Regions from separate parts of the Homo sapiens genome. Here regions 2 and 3 are each linked to region 1. A link is a contact called in ENCODE Hi-C or POLR2A ChIA-PET data. All regions are on one chromosome and are shown on one strand. Each heading gives the region's core, a stretch centred on a gene start or an enhancer-like site at or near the end of the contact. The rest is flanking DNA. Distances are from core to core; before and after follow the strand shown.

Region 1 (4,348 bases), core at 938-3,437:
CCAGCTTGACCTTCATCATCAATGGTGTGGAGTTCCCTCTGCCACCTTCCTCCTATATCCTCAGTGTAAGTCCTGGTCCCTGCAGGCTGAGCCACCATGATTGGGGTTGGGAGGAAGGGCTGGGGAGCCAGAAATGCTGGGTCTCCTGCCTTGTGCCATTTTCCGACTCCACGCTTGTACTCATTTATCTTCCCCACTCATTGATTCTAAACCCCCTTCTCTGGAACAAGGCTATGAAATAGAAGATTGTCATCTATGATCAATTATTATTAATTAGTGGGGAGAGGCACTGGGCTCTTTGTTGAGCACTTACTAGGGCAGACCACTGTGCAAAGCACTTTGCTTCATGATCCCATTTAATTGTCACAGTATTTAATGAGGGAGATACTCATTTCTGTTTTACAAATGAAAACTTGGAGGTTCAGAGAGGTTGAGTAACTGACTCAAGGCGACACAGCTAAGGTTTGAATTCAAGTTGGTTTGGCTCCAAGGTTTAACCACCAGGCTGATCTGCTCCAAATTGGGAGCAGGAGGGAGGTCTGTGGGAAGAGAAGTTTCCCATCATGGGGAGAGGAGACCCTGCTGAGGACCACGGCAGCCTGAATGTACCTGTTCCAGAAATCCTCCCACCCGCTCTGCTCTGGTGGCTCAGTTGGCCTATGAGCCCTCAAGGCAGAGACCCTGGCTCCCTCAGCTCTGCACTTGTGCTCCCAGCCCAGGGCTCAGAGCTGAGCAGGGCCCAGCTCATGTGTGGACAAATGAATGAGTGCTGCCTTTCTTTGTTGAGCAGAACAACGGCTACTGCACCGTGGGAGTCGAGCCCACCTACCTGTCCTCCCAGAACGGCCAGCCCCTGTGGATCCTCGGGGATGTCTTCCTCAGGTCCTACTATTCCGTCTACGACTTGGGCAACAACAGAGTAGGCTTTGCCACTGCCGCCTAGACTTGCTGCCTCGACACGTGGGCTCCCCTCTTCCTCTTGACCCTGCACCCTCCTAGGGCATTGTATCTGTCTTTCCACTCTGGATTCAGCCTTCTTTTTCTGGACTCTGGACTTTCTCTAATAATAAATAGTTCTTCTTTATGTTGGTCATCCTGTTGTTTTTGGAAGGGAGTTTTCCCTGAGTGGCTACAAGGTTTCCTGGTGGGTCACTGTGATTCTAAGAGAAATGGGACCTAAGGCATGGCTTGGGATGGGCTCTGTAACCCTCAGAGCTTAAAGTTCATACTTTTCCCCTGGAAAGGGAAGACAGTGGTAGCGCCATCATGGGTGGGTGGGTGGCGGGCCGGGGGAGAGTGTTCCTACTTGAGTCACAGAGAAATCGAGCCTATTTGCTGGAACCAACTCAGCAAGGGATCTTGTCCCTTTGGACTTCATCCCTGTCCTCCTCAGGAGCCTCTTAGCAAAAGATCCAGAAACCAGGAGCAACATTGTATGTGGGGAAGGAGGAGAGAGAGGAAGAAAAGGAGGAGGGGAAGGAGAAGAAAAGCAGGGGAGGGGCTGGGGGAGGAGACAGGGAAAAAGGGGCGGGGAAGAGGAGAAAGTAGAGAATGATGCCTCCGCACCCTGTGAACTTCCAACAAGGGAAGGTGACATGAAAGGAGCTCAGACAATTTCTGTCCAGCAACATGACAGCAAGCTCAGGCTGGTGAGTGGGGCGTGAATGTAGAACCCATAATGGGGGCAGGCTGCCTTCTACTGTCATATTTTACCCTGTACTTCGCCAGGCTCACCCTGGCCTTGCCCCTTATGATCGGGGCAGGGATAAAAGTGCAAGATCCAGGTCCTGCACCCTACTCCTGAAGAGAAGCTGGAATTTGCCACAGGTGGAGTTTCTATGGCAACAGCACACCATCTGGGACCCTCTCTTTCTTAGACTGCCGAAGGACAGCAGGCTGCAGGTTCCTTTTAGGGGGTCGGACAGGCTACAGAATGTATCTTAGTGAGCCCTGGTTTGGGACTTTACTGAGAGGAGAAAGAAAACTTGCAAAGAGGTAGAAGTGGATCAGAGGTTCCAAGTCAAGAGCCTCTTTCCCTGTAAGCCTTAGTCCGCTGAGCGGGACTACAAATCCCGGCGTGCCTAGCGGGACTGCAGCGAGAACTACGCTTCCCAGTGGGCGCCGAGGCAGAGCGGCTGGGAGGCGGGGCGGGTGCTGCCCTCTGCCGGGCGCGGAGGGAAGTGTGCGTGGAGTGACAGCCGGAGCCCGGGCGCCGGGCGCGGGGCTCGGTGACAGCGGAGGCGGCGGCCCGGGCGGGACGCAGGGAGCGGCCGCGGCGCCGACGGCGGCGGGAAGGGCGGACGGGGCGGGCCTCCCTGGTGGCACGGGGCCGGAGCAGGCCGGGAGCAGGTGGCGGGCACAGCTTGCGGGCCAGGCACCCGAACTTGCGACAAGTTGCCGGAGCCGCGGGGCGCGGGCGGCGGACAGATTGACCTTCAGAGCGAGGTGAGCGGGACCGGGGAGCGAGAGGCACGAGGAGGGCCCGGGACCCCCGACCCAGGCTCCCTGGCCCCTATCCCGTGGGTCCCGGAGACAGGTGGGAGGGTGGGGGATGCCGGCAGGAGAGGGAAGCAGGACCGTGCGCGCCGCCACCCACCCGCAGTCCGTCCGCCCCCGGGCGCCCAGCGCGTGGCCCGAGCGGCGCTGCCCGCCGAGCCGGGAGCCCCCTCGGCCCCTCCCTTCAGGCGCGGGCCGGGGGCGGCTTCTCCGCGACCTTATGTAACCGGGCGGGAGGGGCCGGGCGGGCATGGGCCTTCCCGGCCCGGAGCTGGGAGTCGAAGGGGCGGGAGGCGTGATGGTGAACTCGCAAGAAGTTTGAGGGACGCGCGGGCCCCGCGCCCACTCCCCCTCCACCGGACACGGCTGGGGCCGGCGATGCCTGAGAGGGGGTCGGAGGTAGGGGAGGTGTGCGGGGGCTGAGTCTGGCCAGGCCAGCGGGGGGAGTGGGAGGGCCAGAGCGGCGCCACGCCCCGGGGGCTGGGCTGATGGGGGGGCGGGTGGAAGTACCATCTCTCCCTCCCTTCCCGTCCCTTCCTCCAGCTCGGTCTCTTGAAGAAGCCGCCCCTGGCCCCGTCCCCTCGAGTCCCTGGGCAGTCTCTTTCTCCCCGTGGGTTATTCTATGACCCTGGGGAACACCAACCCCGGAGCGCTCCCTCCGTGCGCCCCGTTGTCTGCCTCCCCCCGGGTTCCCAGCTGCCTGCCCGCCCCCCGAGTTTCCCCCTCCCCCCGTCTCGGTCCCGAATCCCGGAAAACACGCCCCCTTCCCCCCGATCCCCCGAGTCCGTGCCGCCCACCCCTGGGCTGTCCCGACCAGCTCTGGCCCAGCGCGTCCGCTCGCCTCCTGGAAGGGAGCGGGCAGATGCCAGCTCGGCCCCCTCCCCGCGCGGGGTTCCGGCTTCACGCACGGCTGCCCCGAGCTGCTCCGGGCTGCGCGAGCAGGTTCGCGCCGCAGCCGCCTGGCGCGCCCCAGCCCCGCGCCCCGGGTGAGGAAGGGAGGGAGCCCGGGGCGGGGCTTGTCTGCGCGAACCCCGCTGGGCCCAGGCCCCCGCCCTCCGCTCTCCGCCAGCCCCTGGCCGCTGCGCCTTCCCCCGAACCCCCCTCAGCTCCAGCCGTCGTTCTCTCGCCTGTCTGTTCTGGGGACGGTTCAGCGCGGAGCTTCTGCACTCAACTTGAGCGCAGTTTTTGGCTTAGAGCTCGCTGGGGAAGTGCAGGTTAATTACTGCCCAGCTCCCATCCTCTGCCCTCCCCCCATCCCGAGTGAGGGGCTGCTTCATCCCTCAGGGAAAGGGACAAGACGGATGCAGGCCCCCAGTGACACCTCTGGGGTGTGGCCTCAGGCCCCTGCACCCGCCCTGGCCGAGATTCCATTGGCCCAGACCTGGCACTGTTGGGCAGCTGGGGATGAGGTTGGAGGCTGGTCTCTGGTTTCCTTCTGGGTGGACAGATGCGGATGCGCTCGGTTAGAACGCAGTTCTTGGTGCCACGACTGGGAGACAGTCCTCAGGCCCTCCCCTCAGGGAGCTCACTGTCCGGGGAGGGACAGCCAGCAATAGTTCCTGGCCGGCCAGGAGAGGCAGAGGCAGAGGAAGGGAAGGGTCAGCTGCCTTGAGGTCCCTGCCTGCTAACCTGACGGTATGCTTTCACCATGCCGGTGACCCCAGCCCCAGGACCACGAGCAACTCGCCTGGCTCCCTTCTCTCCGTCTGCCTCCTGGCCGCGGGGCCCGGAGAGCTGGGAGCCAGAGGGTGTAAATGAAGGGCAGAGCTGTTTGGGTGACTCCATGCTCTGCTTCTCCCCGAGGGAAGCCAATGGTGCTTACCATTTACAAGGCTTGTTACAGCTGCAGGGT
Region 2 (4,348 bases), core at 1,239-3,738, 310 kb after region 1:
ATAACCGAATTCAATTTGATTACAATGAGGCCCTGTATTTATACGGTAGTGTAGCTGGAATCCTGGAGTCTTAGGATTGAAATGGATTTCTGAGCAAGAGGCTACAGGAATTTCATTGGCAGCACCATGGGCTGGGAGTCTCCAGGCTGTGCTGGGACACTGGCAGTGACGGGAAACTCAGTGCCCCACACAGCCGCCCACTTGGCTGTGAAAGAATCCCAGGCCCCTGGAGATGCCTTCCTTCTACTGAAGCACAACCTGGACTCTGTTTTCGGGGTGTGTGTGTGTCTTTGGATGGGCACGGAGGAGGCACTACTAAGCACACAACCTCATTGAGAAAAAGAAGCTGTTTTTGTTATTGTTGCTGCTGCTTTCCTTCTCGCCACCGTTGTGGGTGGTGGAGTGCAGCATCACAAGAGGCTTGTCTAGCAAGAGATCCCTCAGCCGCAGGGGCTGGAGAGCCTGTGGTTTGAAGAGGGAGAGGGGAGAGGGAAGATTGAGTATAGGAGGGAGGAGGAACAAGGGCAAGAAAGTGGCCTGCACACAGGACTGCAGGGGGACGTGGAGGGAGGAAGGAGGCTTGGCTGGTAGGAAAACCTGAGGTCGTTGAGGGACAGAAGGAAACCTAGTGGTCTTTCATTCACAGAAATCCCTGGAGAAATTCAATCTTGGGCAAGGAACGTAATCTCCTGGAGCCTCAGTATCGTCAATCTGGAAAGTGGGTATAATATTTATAATATTATGCCCAACTTCCTAGGCTTGTGGGAGTCAAATGAGACAAATTGTGAAGTAGTGTCTGGCACATACTAGGTACTCAATACAATTCAGAAATAATATATTATTTGTAGTACTATATTATGTTACAAATAATATATTATTATTTACTCTTTTGGGAGCCCCAGCTCTCCTTTCAGCTTCAGAATCTGGGCTCCAGTTCTGCCTCTATTTAAAAAATCTGTGCCTCCCACGTGTGTGGTTCCTCTTCTTAGTGGCTCCCTGCCGCAGACAGCAGCCATCACTGGGTGGAGCAGGGCAGAGGCTCCCCTGTCCATTACTCAGGGTTTCCAAGGCTCTGGCAGGGACTCCCTCCTCCTCCTTTCCAGGCGGCTGCAGGGACAGGAAGTGGGTATGTTTGGAGGGGGAGGGAGTCTTCCCCCAGGGGAAGACTTATGGTGGGTGTCCACAGCATCCCAGAGCCCAGAGCTGGGACCTTCTGCTGCCCTAGCTGCACTGGGACCTGCTCCAGCATCCTCCTCTTCCAAGCCCTGCACCAGTGCCGATGGCTGCGCAGTTAGGCAACCTAGCCTGGGCTCCAGCACAAAGTTGCTGTGTGACCTAAGGCAAGTCTCTTCCCCTCTCTGGGCCTCAGTTTGCTCCTGTGATAACGGAGGCGATAAGAATTTTATTTCCATGATTTAATGGTGTAAGATAATCGGATGGGGAAAGAGAAGAAAGTTAAGGAAAGGAAAGATTTTACCAGTAGAGTCCAGGCACTGGTCTGCAAGGGAAAGCGTTTGGGTGAATTATCTGAATAACACTCCCTAATCAGCCGGGTGATCACAGGAGCGGAGGCCGGGTTTGAGCAACTCCCAGAGTCTGAGAACACATCTGTCCCTCTGCTTTCCTCCTCTGGTTCTAGCCCGGCCCCTTCCAGGGGCTTTAACCCTGTTTACAGAAATGGGAATTTGCATGATGAAAATAACCCCAGCCGGACTGCGATTTTACTGCGCTTGGCACAGGGCTCGGAAAAAGCGGCTGCATAGCCAATTACTGGAATTTTTAAACACAAATAATATTTTATGGGATCAGTGGGCTGGCGCGGGGCCGCCGCACCCGGCGCGGCTCCTCCGCCCACAAACAAGCTCCGATTGTGCGGCAGGCAAGCGCGCCAGCCCTGGGGTGGGGGTGTGGGGTAGAGGGGGCGGGGGTCCCTCCGCGGGCAGGTGCAGCTGAGGGCTAGGCCTCCCGGGCGCCGGACTGGCAAGGAGCGTCGGCGAGGCCCAGGCCCAGGGTCCGGTGTGCTGGGCATCCCGGCTCACCTGCAGGGCCAGCCAGGAAGCGTTTAGTGCGCGAGGGCGCGCCCAGCGTTAGCTCCCCCGCCTGGCGGCCGCCCGCTGGGCCTGGCCCGCGCCCCGCGCCCTTGGCATGGCCGTGGCCGCCGCGCCGCCTCCGGAAGGCCGGCTTCCCGGAACGCCCCGAAGGCGGCGGGGAGTCAGCGCCGAGGCCCCGGAGCCACCCCTCGCCTTCCCTCTCCCGCCCGAGCCGCCCTGGCGCGCTGGAGGCCGACCAGGGAGCCCTAAGGGGCCAGCGCAGGTCGAGAGCCACCACCAGCGGTAGCGGTACAGTGCTAGCCCTGGTGGTGCCCCTCGACAGATCTCCACTAGGGAGCCCCATTCTTGCTCTCTCCGAGACCGCCAGACCTGGCCCGGGGCCCCCGAGGCTGGCCGCACGCAGCCTGCGTCGCTCCCGGCGCTGGCTGCCAACGCCCCCGCTCCCCCTGCCCCTGCGCTGCGCACCCTGCCCCAGCGCGCACAGGGTTAAGCGGGAGCAGGTGTGTAGCCAGATGCCGCTGACCAGCCCCCTCCCTGGCAGCCGGGTCGGCCGCCTCCTCCTCCGCCCACCCGCTCAGAACCAAACAGTCCCAAATAAAAGTGCTATTGTTGCCGGGCCTTTCCCCACCCCCGTCGCTGCCCCGCCACCTGGAGCGGAGCCCGGTCCCCTCTTCACCTGCCCCGGGGCAGGCCGGGGGGAGGGGCGAAGGGGAAGTTGGGCCTCCCAGCAGGGACTTCCGCTCCCGTACCCCCCAGCTTCCCCTCTCCCAGTGCCCCCGACACCGACCCCTAGGCCTGGGGGTAGGCGCCCCCGCTTTGCGCTGAGGGGCTTCTTTCTGGCTAGACAGCCAGGTTCTGGCCTCACCCCCCACCCCTCCCTTTAGCCCCCATTCTCACTGGCTGGAGAAGCGGCGGGATTTACAAAGCCGGGAGAACACGGAGGTCTTGGACGATGCGCCCAGGACAGTGCCAGGCTCACTGGGGCTCAGCAATTGGCAGGTGGTATTGCTTTTTTAAAAAACATTATTTGTCCAGCAACAAGCCAAGGAAGGTAGGGGCAAGAGCGATGCCCTTTACAGACAAGGAAACTGAGGCACAGAGAGGCAAAGTGTCTAGCCCAATGACAAGCCTGGTAAATGTTGTGGCTTCGCACAAAATTCAGGTCCTCTGACTCCAGCCCCGACACTACAGGGTCTCCGGTGCTCATCTGACGGGCTAGAATGGAGGAGAGACCCCAGAGACTGGGAGTCTAGCGCCGCCCTGGACTCGCCGTGGGACCTTGGGCGAGTTACCTCTCCCCTCGGTTTCTCCGTTCTTAAATAGAGATGGGTAGACTGTCGTGGTTCCTGAATTCTCACGTTGACACTTGGAATCCAAGGGGCTGCTGGCCCCCAGAAGACTGGGGGCCCTGGGTGGGACTCTATGCGTGAGCTCGGCCTGCGCATGGAAAGGAAAATGTTTCCTCTTTCGCTCCCCTTCTCCCCCAGCTTTCTCCGCCCTGCCTCCATCCCTTCCCTGCAGGCCCCCAGGAGGCTGAACTGCGAGGTTAAATAAATATCTGACGGTGGCTCAAGGAAACAGTCAAGACCGTTGCGAGAGAAGAAACCCAGACCTCGGTGGAGATCCGCTCCTAAGCCCAGCAGCCCCCACTCCGGCCCAGTTGCATGCTGAGCCCTTGGCCCCCTCGGGCCTCACCCAACTTCCCCAAGATAGCCAGCCCCCTCCAGTACGGCCCCTCTCCTCTGACCTCCTCCAGCTCTGGCGCTGGTAGAGCTAGAGCTAGAGCTAGAGCTAGGGCTAGGGTAGTGCGCTCAGGGTTACCGTATTTCCTCTTTGCGTTTTAGGTTTTGAGCGCAGGTATTTAAATTCTCCAGCCCACGGGAGAGTACTCTACGTACTGTGAAAAGAACTCTGTTGGGAGTCGAGAGATGTGAGATTTTGGTTTTGTTCTCTTAGCTCTACTATTAATCTTGCTCCTGACCTGCAGATCCATAAATCCAGTTTCCTACTTCACCTGGATATCTAGCAGGCATCTCAAACTCAACTTGTTCTACTTGGAAATCCTGATCTCCACCCCGGTCCCCCACCTGTCAGTCTTCTCCATCTCAGAAAAGGGCAGCTTCATCTTCCCAGTTGCTGGGGAAGAAAATCTTGGAGTTATTCTCAACTCCTCTCTTTTTCTGTCATCATTCATCCAAATGCCTTAGCAAATCTTGTTTATTTTGTCTTCAAAATATGTCCAGAATTTGCTACTCTTCACCACCTCCTCACTGAGCTCACTGTTCCAAGCCACCATC
Region 3 (4,348 bases), core at 605-3,104, 280 kb after region 1:
CCGCAGGCCCCAGTCTAAGCCACTCTCCTCTGAGTGGGATGGGCTGGGGACAGCAGCCAGAGTTGGACATTTGCCTGGTGCCTGCTGGACTGGCTCCTGCAGCTTCTGTCAGGGTCCCCAGGAGCTGGCGTCCCTGCAGCGGGGCGGGCAGGCACCCCCCAGAGATCTGTTGCTCTCTAACTACAGTGTGTCACCCTCCTCGTTAACTATTCTCATCCTCATTACAGGGAAATGTCCTCGCACTCAAACACAACCACCACGCAGCGCAGTTCCATAGCCCCGCGGAGAGACAGGACATTTTTCTGGAGCTGCTGGAGAGAACAGTCAGAGAAGCCTGGGGAGGAAGAGTTGATGCCTTCTGGAGTTTCTTGTGGCGGGTGGTGGGTGGTGGGGGGAGCCCTTTCCGGGTGTCAACTTTTTCTTTCCTCTCTTCCCCCAGCTCCTGTTTTCATCCTTACCAATGAGAATTCAGCTAATTGTTTACTCCAGGCTTGTGCCTGTCACCAACTAACCCAGGAGGCCCTCAGAGCCAAGCCCTGCCCTTTGCCTCATTCTTTGTAACTGGACACCTGCAAGAGTGCTGGGCACACAGTAGGTGCTCCATAAATGCTACTCAAATGGATAAGTAGGATAAATAAATGCAGAGTTTGGTAGTTCAAGGTTGGGCGCAGTGGCTCACGCCTGTAATCTCAGCACTTTGGGAGGCCAAGGCAGGCAGATCGCCTGAGGTCAGGAGTTTGAGACCAGCCTGGCCAACATGGTGAACCCCCCACTCTACTAAAAATGCAAAAGTTAGCGGGTGTGGTGGGCACCTGTAATCCCAGCTATTTAGGAGGCTGAGGCAGGAGAATCGCTTGAACCCGGGAGACGGAGGTTTCAGTGAGCCAGACTGCACCATTGCACTCCAGCCTGGGCAACAAGAGTAAAACTCTGTCTCAAAAAAAAAAAGAAAAGAAAAAAGAGTTTGATAGTGCAGAAGTGTGGCCTATTGCCTGAGGCCCACAGGTGGTGCAGTGGGACCCAGGAAGGGTGAGAGAGAGACAGGAGCTTCCCCATCCCTCCCTCAAGCAGCTGAGCTCATCTGGAATCATAGTCCTTGGAGTTCCACCATTATAGAATCTTTCCTTTGTGCTAATGATGACCTCTTCCTCCCAGGGCTCTCATTTAAAAGACAAATGTACTCCATAATGTATTTGGTGATCTGTGGTGTGGTGTGAAATGACCTGAGGCAAGTCCTTGAACTCTCCTGGGCCTCAGTGGCCTGGTCTGTCTAGTGGGGACATGACTCAGACCTACCCCAGGGTTGCTGCCCTGGTTCCATACTTTTCCATGTATTACCTCCCTCTGCGGAGCTAAGTCCCCATCCTAGGGGCTGCTCAGTGAATGGTGGATCATGTCAATATGTGAGGCAGGCAAGTGTGTCCTCTGACAGGACGTGTCACTGAGGTGATACCGGATGAAGGAAGAATCTGCTTGACTGATCCTTTTCCCCAGGGCTGGCTGGCCTTGGCTTTGTGGAAGAGACTGGGGTAGGTAGGGGTGGGTCTGGAAGGCAGGAGAGAGGAGAGCGGGGGGACTTAAAACCTCAGTCATGGGCTTGGCTCCTGTGAAGACAAGGCTAGGGCCAGCATCTGGGTGACTGGCAGGGAGAAGTGGGAAGGTGAGGAACGGCGGGGACCAGCAGGTTTACTTCCCGCCGCAAGCGATGAGCACAAGGGAGACAGCTAGAGAACAGAGCCCTCAGAAAGTTTCCAGCACATTCCTGCTAAAATTAGCCCCAGCTTGCATACGCAACTCTATATTTAAACCAGCGGCCTGTCAGAGTCACTGTGTTGTGCCGCCAGCACACGCCTGCGGGTTTGGGGCCCGGTGCCGAAGCAGGGGTGCAGGCAGCATCCCAGGGCCTGAGCGAGCCGCCCTCTGCCTACCCACGCCTGCTTGTGGAGAGTCACCCGGGGGTGCATGAGTGGGCGGGCGTAAGTGTTGCTCCCAGACAGTATGTGAGGCCTCCTGCCTCTTGTCCCCGCTCCAGGGGCAGAGCCCCAGCAGGACAGACGGACACAAACACAGGTACCGATACAGCCACATGCAGAAGGGACAGGGCAGACAGGTGTAAAGAACACTCTGGGAGAAAAGGGAGGAGAAAGAAGACAGCGATGGAGAGAGGGGAGAGGGCAGAACGAATAAGCATCTGTGGAAAAGGCAGGAGGGAGGGAAACAGATTCAAAGACAGCTTGACACGCAGGTGGTATGCCCCACACTTGGGCTGTCCAGGAGATGGCGTGGGGGTGGGGTCTCAAGGGGAGCTCAGCCTCTCGAAAGAGCCTTAGCCTTCTGACCACCAAGCCACCCACACTCACACTCTCTAAGGGCGAGGGGAGCCCAAGCTGCTCCCCTGCTTCCCTGCCTGCTGCCCGGCCCTCTCTAGGGAAAGCACTGGCTGATAAGAAGCCACATTTTACCCGAGGCTTGGAACATTAACTTCGACACTGAAAAGGGGATGTTTTATTACCCAGGAATATTTCTGCATCTCTTCAGAGATCTTGCTCGGCCCCCACCCCAGCAGCAAGCCTCTTTTGACAATTAAACCCAGCTCTCTCTGGTTAATCCTAATGATCTAGCCCTGTGTAGGCCCCAAAGAGGGGATTTTATACGTGGGCAAGTGTCTCCTTTATCCTGTGTGGCTGACCCCTCTCCCTTGCCTACCATTTTGTGTGAGTGCATGTGTGTGTGTGTGTGTGTGTGTGCGCGCGCTGCCGTGTGCATGTGCGCATGCTGCGGACAGGTGGGGCGATCCCTGGGCCCTCCCACCAGGCCCTTCCTGCGGCTCTATTCCCCTTTGGTTGCGGACCTGCAAGGATCCTCAGAGAGCAATCAGTCTCCGATAAAATGACAGATGGGACAACTGAGTCTCAGAGAAGGAGCGTGACTAGCCCAGGATCACTCAGGGAGTTCACGGCTGATCTGGGCCTGAATCCCTTTTTCCGTACTTTCCCGTGTGTTATTCCCCTTCTGCAGAGCTAAGTCCCCATCCTCCTTAGTGTGTGCCTAGCTTGGACATCCCTTCTCTTTGAGACCCAGTTCTAACTTCCAGGCAGGGTGAACAACTGTCCTGGTTTTCCTGTGACTGCCCTGGTTTCAGTATTGCAAGTCTGAAGCTCAGCACCGGAAGCTAGGATGGTTGACCGCCCGATTTCCAGGTCAAAAGGATGACTCCTCTTCATGGGCTCCCAGAAATATTCAATGATAATGCCTAACATTTGCTGACCCTCTCTACATGTTAAGCACTGCTGTTCTAAGCCCTTAACACAGATTCATTCATTTAATTATCTCAATAACACTTTGAGGTGGACACTGTTGACCCATTTTACAGATGATAAAAGGGAGATAGATAGAAAGAAGTAAGACAGCACACCTAGCTGAGAAGGGGAGAGGCAGGATTTAAACCTGAGTGCTTGGGTCCCAGGAGAAGCACTCTTAGCCACTAGGCTATCCGATCCTCTCTTAGAGAATGCCTGTTGCGGTTAGTACATAAGGCTGTCTCCTTGCTCAACCAAACTCAGCAGGGCAAAGTCCCATGTGTCCTTAACCTCTGTGCCTGGCACAGTGCCAGGTGTGTGATAAGCACTAAGCATAATTTTGTTGACTGGGTCCATGCCTGGCCTGCCCTCCACTCGGCTGGCACTCATTCCTTTCCCTTGTCCCATACCCTGGGCCTGTCATCTAGAGGGCCCCTTCTCAGCCATCTTCTTTGCTCCTGTTTGGCATCTTCTCAGCTCCTTAGCCCTATATTCCAGTGTCTTGAAAGAATCTGCTTTCTTGTGAGCCAACAAAGTTCAGAAGAAACCCATGCACGTGTTCTGAGAGGTTCCAGACTGAGTCTTTGGCCTGAGGCCAACCCAGCCCCGCCCTCTCTGCATGGCCCCAAGATAGGAGTGCCCCAGATTCTAGCAGCAAGACCCTGTTGGCGACCTCTGGCTTCTGGGGCCTCTGTTTCAGCCACCCTGCTCCCGTGTGGGTGCAGCCCCCACACAGGGTTATGGGTGGTACAACTCTTGCGGTTTACTCTGTTTCCAGAAACCCTTAGTGAAATTACAGCTTTAATTAAATACAGCTGGCTGTATGTTATACTCTGTATAATTATCACTTAGACAAAAGTTCAAACAAAGTTTATTGTAAATTCTATTTGACAGAAACAACTGGAAGAGCTGAGGGCTATTGGCCTGCCTGAGTGACAGAGAGGTGGAGCCACTGCTGCTCAGTGGGAATGGAAAGAAGGAGCCCTCTGAGGGATACAGGTGTGCATGGGGCATTTGGGAAGACAGCACCCTGGATCCAGGTCAGACTA

Evidence for each region. A loop is a pair of places that touch in the nucleus more often than their neighbours do. ChIA-PET counts read pairs that join two places held with the same protein, here RNA polymerase II (POLR2A). Pooled maps may share reads with other maps.
Region 2: a loop to region 1 is called in a map of dorsolateral prefrontal cortex, with 3 times the contacts of the local background. The contact joins the enhancer-like site here to the promoter of TFEB in region 1. A Hi-C loop is called at or near these places in 1 of 168 maps with a recorded cell type or tissue (dorsolateral prefrontal cortex) and 6 of 50 pooled maps. POLR2A ChIA-PET finds 5 or more read pairs at or near these places in 1 of 52 experiments (activated B cell).
Region 3: a loop to region 1 is called in a pooled map, with 4 times the contacts of the local background. The contact joins the enhancer-like site here to the promoter of TFEB in region 1. A Hi-C loop is called at or near these places in 5 of 50 pooled maps. POLR2A ChIA-PET finds 5 or more read pairs at or near these places in 2 of 52 experiments (GM10248 and HEK293).

The regions. Positions count from the first base shown.
Region 1 is chr6:41,733,447-41,737,794 of GRCh38, reverse strand. It overlaps TFEB (transcription factor EB), which reads left to right and starts at 2,187. Exons shown (of 9, transcript NM_001271944.2): 1 at 2,187-2,445. It overlaps PGC (progastricsin), which reads left to right. Exons shown (of 9, transcript NM_002630.4): 8 at 1-65; 9 at 791-1,084. The coding sequence ends at 943. It overlaps MIR10398 (microRNA 10398), which reads left to right and starts at 4,185; the gene lies at 4,185-4,241. RefSeq lists silencers at 2,029-2,498, 2,539-3,068, 3,199-3,638 and enhancers at 4,289-4,348, 4,295-4,348.
Region 2 is chr6:41,426,016-41,430,363 of GRCh38, reverse strand. No RefSeq gene overlaps it. Among named protein-coding and RNA genes, the nearest start is that of LINC01276, 74 kb to the left of the region's middle. RefSeq lists silencers at 1,009-1,068, 1,969-2,038, 2,069-2,768 and enhancers at 728-1,227, 3,688-3,767. Within about 2 kb of position 2,488, at least 20 of the 41 ENCODE cell types and tissues checked have a DNase peak (open chromatin) inside an H3K27ac peak, as active enhancers do; they include dorsolateral prefrontal cortex, where a contact is called at or near this core.
Region 3 is chr6:41,449,200-41,453,547 of GRCh38, reverse strand. It overlaps LOC112267957 (a long non-coding RNA gene), which reads left to right. Exons shown (of 3, transcript XR_002956346.2): 3 at 228-659. Among named protein-coding and RNA genes, the nearest start is that of LINC01276, 51 kb to the left of the region's middle. RefSeq lists an enhancer at 655-3,533. Within about 2 kb of position 1,854, at least 10 of the 41 ENCODE cell types and tissues checked have a DNase peak (open chromatin) inside an H3K27ac peak, as active enhancers do.